Regions from separate parts of the Homo sapiens genome. Here region 2 is linked to region 1. A link is an interaction called in ENCODE POLR2A ChIA-PET data of the cell type or tissue named here. Cell type or tissue: GM12878. All regions are shown on one strand.

What was found. Peaks named below come from ENCODE experiments on the same cell type or tissue, not always from the same donor. Only the 100,000 strongest peaks of a DNase experiment are listed, where the experiment ranks them.
Region 2: POLR2A ChIA-PET joins it to region 1 with 6 read pairs; 1 of 35 experiments calls an interaction of 5 or more read pairs at or near these places.

What each region holds. Positions count from the first base shown.
Region 1 is chr5:89,312,178-89,316,177 of GRCh38, reverse strand. The region is part of intron 7 of MEF2C-AS1 (MEF2C antisense RNA 1); the gene reads right to left. Among named protein-coding and RNA genes, the nearest start is that of LINC02161, 270 kb to the left of the region's middle. RefSeq lists enhancers at 2,030-2,479, 2,550-2,639. In GM12878, no CTCF peak of the experiment used is centred here; a DNase peak (open chromatin) is centred at 2,047; H3K27ac peaks cover 4,000 bases.
Region 2 is chr5:89,069,315-89,073,314 of GRCh38, reverse strand. All of the region lies in intron 3 of MEF2C-AS1 (MEF2C antisense RNA 1), which reads right to left. Among named protein-coding and RNA genes, the nearest start is that of MEF2C-AS1, 190 kb to the right of the region's middle. RefSeq lists silencers at 1,067-1,116, 3,369-3,663. In GM12878, no CTCF peak of the experiment used is centred here; DNase peaks (open chromatin) are centred at 1,188 and 1,664; H3K4me3 peaks cover 966 bases; H3K27ac peaks cover 2,426 bases.

The DNA.
Region 1 (4,000 bases):
CCCAAGTAGCTATAGCTGGGACTACAATCATGCACCACCATGCCCAGCTTTTTTTTTTTTTTTTTTTTTTTTTTTTTTGTACAGATGAGGTATCATTATGTTGCCCAGGCTGGTCGTGAACTCCTGGATTCAAGCAATCCCACCAGGTGTGAGCCACTGTGCACGGCCCATATTGACTTCTTACCATCAGTATCCAAAGGTGAGTCAGCCAGTGACTTCGAAATAAGTAAAACATACTTTGATGACTTTGGTTCATCTAGTTTTAGCCAGATTGTGGGGGCGGGGGCGGGAACTGTTCTCTGGCCAATTAGTTCCAAGGTCCAGATTATTTAGTGTTTATGTAAGGTTATGTCCTATGGAAACATACTTCTTCATGCCACACTTACTGTTTAATACACATGAAGATTACAAAACCATGTAAATGAGCAGTGAAAGAAGAAAAGCCCTTCTCAGTCAGTCAGAAGATATGTTTATACTACAATCAAGAAACAAGAGCAGCCTTAGAATGAGACAAAATCTCGGCAGGTATTGTGGGCTTGGAAGGGATTGTGTGACTATGTCATTAGAAAACCATATAATATTTTTTCACTCTCTGAATCCTTTAACAGAAAAATGACTTTTGGCAGAAGGAAGAAGAGTATGTCTTCTAAACACTAAAAATTTCTCTCAGAGGCCTTTCCAAGATGTTTTGGATGGCTCTCTGCCTCTCACTCTCTGGCAGCCCGCTCTCCCATCAGTGTTTGCTGAAGGTCAATAAACCCTGCGCAGGCGGGTGCTGTGGAGTGCATGTGTGAGAAAACCTGCTGTTGTTGCGGTAAATGCAGTGTCCACAAATTCATTAGGAATGCATTTGTTCCTGGAAGTGCTAGCTATTCCGGTAACTGGCTGTCGCCAATGTTTTTAACCATATTCTCCACTTTTATGCAGACATTACAGGGCAGAAAACCAGGCTTCTGTTCTCACTGCCTGCATCAATTTGTAATTTGTTACTTGATCGGCTCGTTTTACCTTTCGTCTAGTATAAAAGGGCAGTCTGGGACACTATAGTTATGTCTGGGGCCTCCTTATTAGACTTGATGTTGAAAAGGGGCTCTCTGGGTTAAGAGAATCTCTGAATCTACTTATTCAGCTCTAAAGAAAATATTGGGCATCAGGAAAAACTGAAAAATTATAGGCAGTGTGAAAATTAGAGGAAAATAACTTCTACCTCCCAGATTTTCTCATGCACAACAATAGAAAATATATATATATATTATGATTCCATTGAAATGTTAAGATTTATTTTATTAAGCGTTCTTTCTTCTCTTTGAGACAATATCCCCATTTTTTCTGAGCAACACTTTCGTAAGCTAGCCCTTCTGAATGTCAATAATACTAATATACTTGGAGTTTATAAGAAAAAATTGTAAAAGGCAAAAAAGAAGCTGTGTGCTGAAATGGCCAGGGTTTTATAAGCTTACACACCAAACAAAACATTGCCACTTTTAACGTGACCCGACTGCCAATCTGAGAGAAGAAAACACTAAACAAAAATGGAATCACTGCCTTCTTCTCTGAAGACAATTCTGGTCTGGTTTTCTTGAAGTAATGTCACCTTAAGGGGGTGACAACATTGAACTTCCTGTGATAACGGTAGCTGACACACAAGGCTTCATCTTACTTGTAGCTGGCATGTTAGAACTGGTGAGAAGTGCGAGGCCCTTCCCTCACAAATGGAACACATCTGTCCAGGAAATACACTTCACTGTGCCAAAATGCTTTTAGTGTATCTGCCCCCTGAGTGCCCTATCAAGCTACAATTCCCTGTCAGCAAGTACCTTGTAATTCCTTTCCTTTTATGTTGATGAAAGTCTTGATCTATTATGCCAATACTGCATAGTTTCCACAGTCTCCCAGAAACTATTACTCAGTAATGTGCATAGGGGATGGGGCTCTGTTACTTAGACAACCCACCTCAGCTAAGAACATCAGCCCTTGAAGAAAAACAGTAGCTAGTCAGACTGCCATACAGCTCACGTTGCACTTTGTGGGTGGAAAGAGGAAGAAAAGACCAATGGTGAGATTAGACACTAGAGAAGATAATGCACTACCTTCAGTAGGAGCCAAAAGGGGTGAGTCAAGTAAGGATTTGACTTGCTATGTTCTTCAGCCTAATGGGTTCTGACCATATCCAGTGAGCTAGGGTTAGGATGAGTCATAACTGGAAGTCCCCCTGGTTCTAATTATAGTGGCAGTAACAACAGAGCCTCAGAATGAAGCCTGAGCAGCCTCTACCCCCATTCTTGAGAAAAGGATAGGAGCCCAGGTGGTCACTATGTGTTCAGTTACACAGGCATTCTGAAGTGCATTATATTCAGTCTCTCTGAAGAGCAAACTGAATTCTAGAGTTCAAGAGCGTTTGGTTTAGCACAATAAGAGAAGATTTATAAGAAGAGTCTAAGGTTAGAGCAATTCTAAGTTCACTAAGACCATAGAATCAGACAAAATGAACTAGATTCAGGTGTGTAGTAAGCTGAAAATTATTTAACCCACTACAGTTGATTTCTTTTGCTTGTTTCTAGATGAATCAAAACGTCATTAGCTGCTCATTCAGAATGTATTGAGTGTTCACCATATGCCAGTTATTTTGTTTATTGTGTTGATTGCTGAGGTTACAGAGCAAGTAATAACTAGCACACCTGATGCTGTTAAATCTATGCCAGGCAATATTCTAAGTTCTTTAAAATATTGAATGGTTCATTCCTCAAAACCTAAAGAGGAAGGTATTACTTACTCTTATACCAGTTTTACAGGTGAGGAAACTGATTCAGAGAGGTTAAATAACTTGCTCCAAATTACAGAGCTCTTAGGTGGCAGAGCAGTGATTCAAACCAGGCAGCCCAGCTCCTAGACCATGCTCTTAACCATCGTGTTCTCACATTCCATGATCATTAAACACCAACAGAAACACTACTGGATGAATGGTTGCCAAGGTCACAGGCCATTGATGACAAAACGAAGAGACAATCCATCCACTTATGAATCCCTGACCACTTGTGATCAGGCCTCTGAGACAATGCCAAGTGAGAGTGAGAAATGCCCACAAGCCTTTCTACAGCCCAAGCTATGCTGAACAAAATCCATCCCCTTCAATGTGGCTTTTTTCAGGTTAATCTTTTGTTCTTAAACCATTCAACAAAAACAAACAAAGACTAACATTACAAATCCCCCAAATTGATATTTCAGATTTTATATATTAGATTCAAAATCCATCCTAATAAAAGATATCTTTAAAGGCAGCACTAATATTTCAGCATTTTCTTCTTTTTTGATAAGAAATCTGCTTTCATGTAAAAGTACTCAAAAGTTGCAAAACTTTCAAGTCACGGTCCTCAGTGGATTTTTCTCAATGAATAATACAGGCTTTGCAATAGATCTTTTAGCCTCCATACCCCAGACATCTTTAGAGGAGGATAATAAATCCCATGGCATAGGTATAATTCAGATTTTCAGCTCCATATTCATATGATTGTTTAATATTTATAGACAAGCACTATTTGTTGGAGGCCCAAGTCAGCCAAACATTTAAAGTAATTTCCCCCAGCAGAAACTCCAGTTTATAAAAATAACTTGGCAAATAATTTGTAAATGATGTTCTTAAGTAATCAGCATGCCATCTAAGGAAATTTTGAAGTTGGTATGCTATTTTAGAGAGGAGCATACAAAAGTTTCCTATACAATTTATTAAGAGACAAAGTCGTAGGTGGAAAAATCCTGAATATTGTCTTTGGGTAGATATAACAGATAGAAAAGCACACCATTTAAAACATGTCACTGCAGGAGTGAGTTAATTATCCACTTTGGCTGTTGAATTGTGTGTTCAAGCTTTATAACTTTTTGGTTAAAAGAACCTGCCGTTTACTGGTTGTGGGCTGTTTTTAATAGAAAAAGTCAAGTGAAGAATTGTCACCATCTCTGCCATAAAGGAAAACATGGTCCATTTTCTTTTTGATATGACTGC
Region 2 (4,000 bases), 240 kb after region 1:
ATGCAGGAGTGAAGGTTTCAGGGGCAAAGCAGGAAATAAGAAGGGGCTTTAGGTTATGAAATAACAATGCCAACCATGTGGCAGCAATAAACCACAGGAACAACCCCTCGGTTTAGGAAAGACACTGCGACGGAAGAACAGATGTAGCTCACACCCATGCTGCTGATGTGGGTGGCCAAGTGCTATTACAAAGGGCAAGTGTTGCATGAAATATTAGCAGTTACATTCACCTTTCAATATTTTTCATTCTTTACAACACTGAGCTTGATTACAATGTGTGCTACTGAGCTTGGATGTGCTTAAGGCGAAGACAAAGAGACTCTGGAAAAGAAGCATACGGATGAGAAGTTAATATTATACTTTGGGTTCTTACTAGAGTTGACAGAACTGTGCGTGATTCATAACGTGGGTTCAAATATGCCCAGAAGTTCAGATATTTATCTAAAATTTATCTGTATAAAACTGCATCCCTTGGGGCTCCTGCATTTTAATGAGAAAATAATAGGAGTAAGCTTTCTCTGGAGTTCTCAAACACTTTGAGCTCCTTATAAGTCTCAAATCACTAGGAAATCCTGAGTTTAGAGATTTGAGGTTCAGGGAGTAAGCTCTTTCGGAATATGTACACAAAGAGTAATGCAAATTAAATTTCACTCCTTTTCTAAATAACTCCAGAAAGGTAATATAGGTTCTCACTCTTGTGTAGCTGACATTTTCTATTTGTGCTTGCCAAAGAAAGAATGTAAATCTCTAGGGATTATTTGGAGGATGTGCCTTATAAATAGAAAGAGGTAAACAGATAGAAGTAAAATAAAAATGCATAGAAGTTAAAAAAATGTTTTCAAAAATCATTGCTTTCCCTCTATAGCTGCTCCCCATCTTTCATTAAATAATTTGTTTTGCAAGTGATGTATTAAAAATTTGTTTTGAAATCTACACTGTAAACAATTGTGTCTCTACTGCAATATGATACATTTAACACATCAGCAAAATATCAATACCTTATTAATATTTCAATATTGATATATTAATATTTTCAATTTTCTTAATAGAAAACTTCTTTAAAACAGCCAGACACAAATGACTGCAAGTAACTAAATGGTTACAGTCATACTTTAAGATATGAGCACAACAAGTATTTATAGCAGATTCTCATTCATTTCCAATTTCATGGGCGCACACACATGTATTCTGGTTTCATTTATACTCACCTATTTTTAGTTGAAAAAACCTCTCAATCTAATAAATGAAATGCTATATTCATTATGACTAAAATTATCTACACAGTGTAGTGTATGTGTACTGATAATGCCCAACAATAAGAATGCTTTGTATTTGTACACAATGAACAGTGCTCTTACACTTAAAATCTCTTCACCTATAATAAAAAAAAAAAACAAAACTGTCAGCCGAGGGTATATACAGCAATTTTCACACACTTATTGTTTCCTTCTTTTTAGTCATTTGCCAAACCAGAAGAAGGGTAAAATAAATTGCCTTTCTTTTCTCTTCTACACTTTAGAAGCTGTATTTCATCAGTTCTTTGTGCCTTCTAACTTTTAAAAAAAATAACAAAGTGGTTAACTTAGGCATCGAGTCAATCAACTTTTGGTTTCAAAAACTCAGCAATGTAACTATTATTAGATGACTAAGAAAAAAATACTAGGTGACTAAGTAAATCTAGTTATTAATTAACACCTCAATGCTTCAAAAAGAGATATGAGTTGGACATGAGACCAGGCAGTATTTCAAGCTTTATATTATGCTGTGCATGGCATGAAACTGCTGACTTTTCTTTTCTGAGAGGGCTGACAGTATATTTCTAACCTACTATTAGAAATAGCATCTTAGAAGATTTACTAAATGAATGCTACAAAAAAATAACAAATTAATATACAGCCATGGGTCTTACTTCTAAAAATGTTTTAAGCACCCATATGGGCAGCACAATAGCAATAATACAGAGATTAGCATGGCATTTGTACATGGACGATATGTAAATGTGTACAGTCATCCACATTTTTCAGTAGATACCAGCAGCCAGGGAATGTGGGTCAGCGTAAAGACTACAAAGGGGCACAGTGAAAGTTTGGGGTGGTAATGGAAATGTTCCATATCATGATTCTAGTAGTGGTAATATGACTGTATACATTTGTTAAAACTCATCAAATTGTACTCTCAAAATTGGTGAATTTTATTTTGTGTAAGTTATAGCTCAATAAAGCTGACAAAAAATGTTCTCAAATACTAAAAAAAAAATTGTGAAAAATATATTATTTCTCCCATCCATCCCATGTACTAAGTGGGGAAATAAAATTTCATGGAAAGCACCACACGTTCTCAATTATAAGTGGGAGCTGAACAGAGAGAACACATGGACACGGGAGGGGAACAACACATACTGGGGCCTGTCAGGGGGTGGAGTAGGAGAAGGGAGAGAGCATTAGGAAAAGTAGCCAATACATGCTGAGCTTAATACCTAGGTGATGGGTTGATAGGTGCAGCAAACCACCATGGCACACGTTTACCTATGTAACAAACTTGCACATCCTGCACATGTACCCCAGAACTTATAAGGAAAATAAAAATTAAAACAAACAAAAAGTTCATAAAAAACACAGGGACTTTCTCCTTCTATTCTTCTGTTTGAAGAATTCAGTCACGGCAGAAGCAGTCGGTTTTAAGTTAATTTATCAATCTCTGACAACCAAATAAAAATTCACCATATTTGGATACAGAAGTAATTATTTCAATGTAATATCTAATAAACTAGATATTAAACTAAAGCAAATGTTTAGAAAACATGTAAAATTGAATGATCAGTAATTGATAATGTGCTGCTTCTCAAAAGCAAACAAAATATATTGAAATCTTTTGCCCTTTTTTGATCAGATTATCAGATTTTTTTTCCTATTATAGAGTTGTTTGAGCTCCTTAGATATTCTGGTTATTAATTCCTTGTCAGATGGGCTTCATGGACTGTATGCTAAACTTAAAATTTAAAATATCATGTCCATAAACATTAAAATGAATAAAATTCTTCGGTCACTAAAAAAAGGAAACAAAATACTTTAAGAACAATATCTTTCCTCAAGGTAAATATTATTATTCGACTTTTGATCATAAAAATCTATTTTTCTTTCTCTAACCACTCATCAGATTAAAACTTAAAACAAATATATATGTTCACATGTTATGCACAGAAAATGTTATGTACAAAGAATATGTATATAGGACTGCGTCTGTCTCCAGTATATTCACAACAACAGAAGTTTTTGTCTTTTTTCTCTTTAGACTTTTTTTTTGCATGTCAATCTGATGAGATGGGAAAAATGAAGCTGGAAAAGAAAACAAAACTGAAGCTAAAGACAATAAAGAAGATTGATTAAACCCACATTATCAAGTAAGTGTCAATAGCAAGGAGCTACTGGGATCCTGCACTCTTTTTCTCTGAACTTTTAGCCTTATGTCCATCAAGCCTCAAGATAACTATCCATCATGGAGTCAACGTGGCGAACAACTGTGTGGTCCTTTGATAAGGGACAGTGTCACAATTTGTCTCCTTCTCTTCCCACAGATCACCACTAACAGGGCAAGGCCAGGCCACAACAGCTGCAAATAACCCAAAGACATTCCTTAGTGTAAAATAAATTCTCAGCAAAATTGTAGAACAGAAATCTAAGCAACCTTCAAAAATATCTAAATTCAATGATTATTTACTTGGATGTCTCATGTCAATTATATTTGTTCTTTTTCTAAATACCAGTTTTGATGAATCCAAGTTTTAAGTATAATTAAATAACAGGATTGTGATACATTAGAAATGTGCTGATGTTAACCATCCACTGACAGTTACAATGTAGCATGTACAAAATCTGAGTAATATTTAAAATCTGTAATTGGACTATGCTGTCATTTATGCAATGCCTACAAGGAGGTAATTCATGCATTTCGATGTATGATAGGACATCTATGTCACTTAAAAACAACACAATTTAGTAAA